2 separate regions of the Homo sapiens genome follow, and region 2 is linked to region 1. A link is a loop called in an ENCODE intact Hi-C map of the cell type or tissue named here. Cell type or tissue: PC-3. All regions are shown on one strand. Each heading gives the region's core, and the rest is flanking DNA. Links, peaks and the distances in the headings are about the cores only.

Region 1 (2,913 bases), core at 190-2,689:
TATCGGGTCAACTGAATTCAGCTTTCATGTGCAATTTCAGAAAAGGACATCAAATTCAAGAAGCTAAGCCTGATCTCCTGTAAAAACATCATTTCCCTGATGGACGTATCCTTCCAAATATTTGAGCAGAAATAGACATGGATCCTGGGCTTTAAGCACAGTAGAGTAATCTTCAATAGTGCAGACTCTCCAAGAACATGACATCCTTAGCCAGCAGAATAGTCTTCTTCACAGAAAATAACCCAAAGCTGGGGGACCCCCATGCTGAAATTGGATCAGAATCAAGATGCACAAGACTGCCTAGTGGTGGGGGTGGGGAGCTTTTGAAGGGACTTGGGGGTCTTCTTGCCACTTTGGGATCCCATCCAAGGGAACAGAGTTCTGTTTTTGTGAACTTTCCGGGACCACCCCCATTCCACTTCTGCCGTTTCCCCTCTTCAGAGATTTGTGGTTTAATCATTAAAACCACTTCCCCAGGGCCCCAAACCTGTGCACCCAGGCCAGCCCATCGGCCCTCCCCCTCTGCAGTCCCAGAGCTGAGGTCCCACGAGGAGCCTCAGGTTGAAACACTGCTCATGTCTCCCTTAACCCACATGGCACAGACCAGCGGCAATGGGAAGCTGGAGTTTGATGAATTCAAAGTGTTCTGGGACAAGCTGAAGCAGTGGATTGTATGTAACCTGGAGCAGGGCTTGGCCTCTGGGGGACCCAGTGAACCTAGAGCAGAGGGGATTTAAAATGGTGCAGCAGGCTGCAGGCTATAGGCTAGAGGAATTGTATTCGGACAGGGGAGAAGGGAAAACAGCATCATGCTATTCCGATGCTTACGGGAGTACCACCGTGCTTCCACCCAAGACGAAAAGGAAGACAAAAGGGAGACCGACTTCTTTTGGAAGGCCCAGTCCAACTGTGGCCTCTGCGGCCCCTAGAGGGTAGCTCCCCCGGGCTGGCTGTCACCCATTTACTGCCATCAGCGATGCCTTTCAGGCACGCTCCTTCTCAAGGCTTCTGCTCTCCACCCTTTAGAACCTTTTCCTTCGGTTTGATGCTGACAAGTCCGGCACCATGTCTACCTATGAACTACGGACTGCACTGAAAGCTGCAGGTAAAGAAAAGACTGGAGTACAGGTGGCTGACTGCATGCCAGGTACTGCCTGTGGGCAACCTGAGCAGATGGCAGGTCTTCTCTCTGCTGCCCAGGAGGTGGGCCTCTGAGCCCAGTTGGTGATTCTTAAGGTCACGGCCCTTGGAGTGGTGGCACCAGGGTTCAGACCCAGGACTCACTTCCTGACACCAGGGCCCTCATTTTAAACCACTGTGAACATTGGTAGAAACTTTTTAAATGTATCTGCTAAAAATGAACTTGGCCTGCCCTCTGGAGGCCTCATAGCCTCTGACCATGTTTTCTGGCCCAGTACTTAACACATGGCTCTTTGGTGGCAAGCTGCAGTGATTCCAAACTTCTCATTTCTGCTCTCAGATGGTTGTTATCGTGGATGAGACAGAGCATGCAGCACCCATGGTTTGGGGTCCGCACGTCCCTCTGCCACCTGTGGCCCTGTCCCGGGTTTTATCAGCATCAGACTCTGAATCCAAAATGGATGACTGCATCATAGTTTATACCCTGCTCCCTTACCCAAAGGCTGGGCTCCAGGTGGCATTTCCCACTCTTGTCCGGTGCTGGATGGCTGTCGGCATCTCTGTGGTCCCATGTCCTGCACACACAACCGTAGTTTCCACGAGCGCTCTGCAGACCTCCCGCCTGCCGGGCTGCCTGCGCTTCTCACCAAGCACACCTCACAGATAGGGGCCTCCTGAACCTTTTAAAGTGGTTCTCTCCCAGGGAAAGCAAAATCTGGAAACATGTCCAGGCTCAGGCCTGATAAAAGGATGAAGTATACACAGCCAGGACCATCTCGGGTCCTATGTGAGGGAGAAGAAAATCAGATGATTTATAAATGAGCAAAGTGCCAGGCTGAGAAGGGGCGCCTGATTTTCTTAGGGGATGATGACTCTGTTTCCATGGTAGGAGGAGGAACTGAGCAGGGGACAAAGGGAGCACTCAGAGAGGAGGGGCATGGCTGTGTCTTTCCTACCCTGACGTGGTGTGGGGAGAATCGCCCCTCATCCCCCTCCTCTAGCCCCAAACATCAGGATTCTGGCCAAGGCTGGCAGCCAGCACTGCCGTGCAGGCTCCAGGGACTCTGTGCTCTGTGTCTGACCTGCCTGCTCCTCTGCTGGAATTAGGAAGAAGCAGAAAGACCCTGGGTGGATTTCTGAACAATCCTGTGAACACCTCCTAGAAAGTGAACATGTAGACAAAAATGAAAGGGGGAAAGAAATCACTTCTAAGGGCACTAATTAGAAATCAAAGCACTGGCCAGGTGTGGTGGCTCACACCTGTAATGCTAGCACTTTGGGAGGCCTAGGTGGGTGGATCATGAGGTCAGGAGTTTGAGATCAGCCTGGCCAACATGATGAAACCCCGCCTCTACTAAAAATACAAAATTAACCAGTTGTGGTGGCAGGTGCCTGTAGTCCCAGCTACTCAGGAGGCTGCAGCAGAAGAATCACTTGAAATCAGAAGGCAGAAGTTGCACTGAGCCGAGATTGCACCACTGCACTCCAGCCTGGGCAACAAGAGTGAAACTCCATCTCAAAAAAAAAAATCTAAATATCAAATCCAGAAGGAAGTTCACTTTGTCTAAACTCCTCATTTGACAATGAGGAAACCAAAGCCCAGAGAACTGAACCCATATGCCACGGCTGGAGCAGTGCCAGGGCTCAGATCCAAGCCTCCTGGCTATAGCCTGTCATTCTTCCCCCATCGTGGATGTGTAGGAATGGGCCCTGGCAGAGTATCATTCTCCGTGGGCAGCAGCATCCCCTCCAAGAAACTTTCTAGGGCCACAG
Region 2 (2,913 bases), core at 214-2,713, 160 kb before region 1:
AATAAAAAGCAATTCAAGGGTTTGGAAGGGTGGGTGAAGGGGAGTGATAGCATTCCTCTCGCATTTTAAGAATATCCTTTGACTGCTGTGTGGAGAATGGCTAGAATGAAGGCAAAAGTACAAACAAGGAAACTAGTCATTCTTCAATATTTATGGAACACCTACTATGTGCCAGGTACCATACTAGACCCCAGAGATGGAATAGTTAATAAGAAGGATACAGTTTTTGGCTCCATGGAGCTTCCATTTTAGTGGGGCAGTCAGACTATAAGCAGACAAATTATCTATCTATCTATGTATCTATCTATCTATCTATCTATCTATCTATCTATCTATCTACCTATCATCTCTATCATCTGTCTATCCAACCATCTACCTATATCTATCCATCTCTTTCATCTATCCATTTATATCTATCTAATGTGTCTTCTATCTGCCTACTTACCTATCTCTATCATCTATTTATCTATCTCTACCATCTACCCATCTATGCACCTATTCATCTACCTATCTATCTCTATCATCTGTGTATCCATCCGTCTACCCATCTATCATCTATCTATCTATTCATCTATATATCTGTTCATCTCTCTGTCTATCAGTCTATCTATCTTAGGAGTTGATAAGTTTTAGGAAAAAAGGTAAAGCAGGGTATGGGGCATGGCAGGTGGAGGTTTACAGGAGCAGGTTGCTATTTTATTAGGCTGTGTCAGGGAAGTTTATCTTATTTGAGCAAAGACCTGGAGAAAATAAAAGTGTGAGCAGCAGTAATATCTGCAGAAAAGCATTCCAAACAAAGTAAACAGCAAACTGAACATGGGAGCGTGCCTATTGTGTTTGAAGAAAGGCATGGGGATCAATAGGAATGGAGCAAGAGGGGAAATGGTAGGAGACAGGGAAGAGAGGTAGTGGGGTCCTGATCACGTAAGTCCTCAAAGGCCTTTGTTAGGATTGACCCTTACCTCTGTGACCAATGAGAAGCCATTGTATGGTTTCAAACAGAGAAGAGGCCTGCCTTGGCTTAGATTTGAAAAGAATCCCTCAGGCTGCTTTGTGGAGTATAGACTCGCAGGAGGATGAGCAAGGGTAGAGGCAAGGAGACAGTTCAGAGGCTACTTGCGTTCATCTAGATCAGGTTTCACAGCCTCTGCACCATTGACATTTAAGGCCAGATAATTCTTTGTTGTAGAGGCTGCCCTGTGTGTTGTATGATGTTTGGCAGCACTCCTGGCCTTTAACCACTAGATGCCAGTAGTGACCCTTCCCTCAGTAGTGCCACCAAAGATGTCTCCAGACATTGCCAAAACCCATGGGGAGAAGAGTGGACAAAACCTTCCCCAGGTGAGAACCACTGATCTAGATGACCGATGACAGTGGCATGCACTAGAGCAGTAGATGGGCAGGTGGGGAGAAGTGGTGAGATTCTGTATGTGTTTTGAAGGCAAAACACACAGAATTTGTTGATGCATTATGCGTGGATCCTGTGAACAAGATAAGGATTAGGAAGATTTTAAGATTTTTGGCCTGAGGCACTGGAACAATAAAGCTGCTGCTTACCAAGATGGGAAAGACTACAGGAGGAGCAAGTTAGAGGAAATCAGGAGTCTGGTTTTGGATGTGTTGAATTTGAGATGCCTGTTAAATCCACATGGAGGTGACAAGTAGGCAGTTGGATATACAAGTCAGGAGTTCAGGAATGAGGTCCAGGCTAGAGACAGAAATGTGACAGTCATTAGAACAGAGGTGTTACTTAAAGCCTTGAGGCTGGGAGAGCTTGTCTGTGCAGGGAGTAGAGATAGGGAAGGTGTGTTAGGCAGCATTTTAAGATGGCCATCTGATATCTGACCTATGTTATGTCCTTTGAAAGTAGACAGGACGTAGACTTGCTTCTAACTAGTAGAATATGGTGAGGTAAGGGGTTGTCCCTCCTACAAGTACACCATGTTACATAAGTCTGTTTTTTTGCTGACTGGAATCAGAGGCTTTCCTGCTGACTTTGAAGAAGCAAAGGGCTTCTTGACAACCACTGTGGAGAGGTCTCATGGCAGGGAACTGCAGGAGACCTCTAGGAGCAGAGGGCAGACTCCAACAGATAGCCAAAAAGAGGCTGGGGCCCTCAGACATATGGGTGCAAGAAAATGAATTCTGCCAAAAATCTAAATGAGTTTGGAAATAGATTCTTCCCCAGCTGAACCTGCAGATGAGAACATAGCCCAGTCATGCCTTCATTTTTGCCTTGAGGGAGATTCTGAGTTAAGCAAAAACAGGTCTGAGTTCAGGAGCACATTGGTGCTGAAAAGTTGAGGTCAGGACAAGCCAACAAAGACTGGCAGAAAACAAAGGCAGAGTCAGAAGCTAAGTGAATAAAATGAAACATTTTGAGAAAAACAGAGGGACTACTGTGTCAATTGGGACTGACAGGTTGAGTAATCTGAGGTCTGAGAATGACTTATGGGATTTGGCAAAGTGGTGATTATGAGTGACCTTGAAATGACCTTGAAAAACAGCTGTCTCCCTAGAGTAGCGGGACTGAAAGCCTGATGGCAGTAACTGAGGTTAAAACACACACACACAGACACACACACACACACGTCAGGATTTGGATTCATATGGGAACAGCAATCAAGTCTGCATTCTGTTTTGGAGGTAACATCAATAGGACTTGCTGACAGACGGGAATAGGGGAAGGGAGAAGTCATCCCAAAGGTGGAAGCCCTAGCCACTGGGTAGGAGGCAATGCCTTTTACTAAAATGGGAGAAAACCAGGAGAGGAACAGGTAGAGGAGGGAACCAGTTAAAGTTATGTTAAAAACCTGGTGTCTCTTAACATATCCCCACAGAGAAATTCCATAGGCAGTTGGATATGAGTCTGAGCTCAATAAACAGGTCAGGATTAGAACTTCAGAGCGTTCC

What was found. A loop is a pair of places that touch in the nucleus more often than their neighbours do. Peaks named below come from ENCODE experiments on the same cell type or tissue, not always from the same donor. Only the 100,000 strongest peaks of a DNase experiment are listed, where the experiment ranks them.
Region 2: it touches region 1 in a loop (8-fold over the local background); 12 of 110 quality-filtered maps call a loop at or near these places.

Annotation. Positions count from the first base shown.
Region 1 is chr1:230,791,824-230,794,736 of GRCh38, forward strand. It overlaps CAPN9 (calpain 9), which reads left to right. Exons shown (of 20, transcript NM_006615.3): 15 at 41-105; 16 at 603-671; 17 at 1,027-1,105. The region is part of intron 1 of CAPN9-AS1 (CAPN9 antisense RNA 1); the gene reads right to left. Among named protein-coding and RNA genes, the nearest start is that of CAPN9-AS1, 1.9 kb to the right of the region's middle. In PC-3, for the core only: a CTCF peak has its summit at 1,366 (motif pointing left); no DNase peak of the experiment used is centred there; H3K27me3 peaks cover 40 bases.
Region 2 is chr1:230,631,224-230,634,136 of GRCh38, forward strand. No RefSeq gene overlaps it. Among named protein-coding and RNA genes, the nearest start is that of COG2, 9.8 kb to the right of the region's middle. In PC-3, for the core only: CTCF peaks have their summits at 1,248 (motif pointing right) and 1,451; a DNase peak (open chromatin) is centred at 1,248; H3K27me3 peaks cover 68 bases.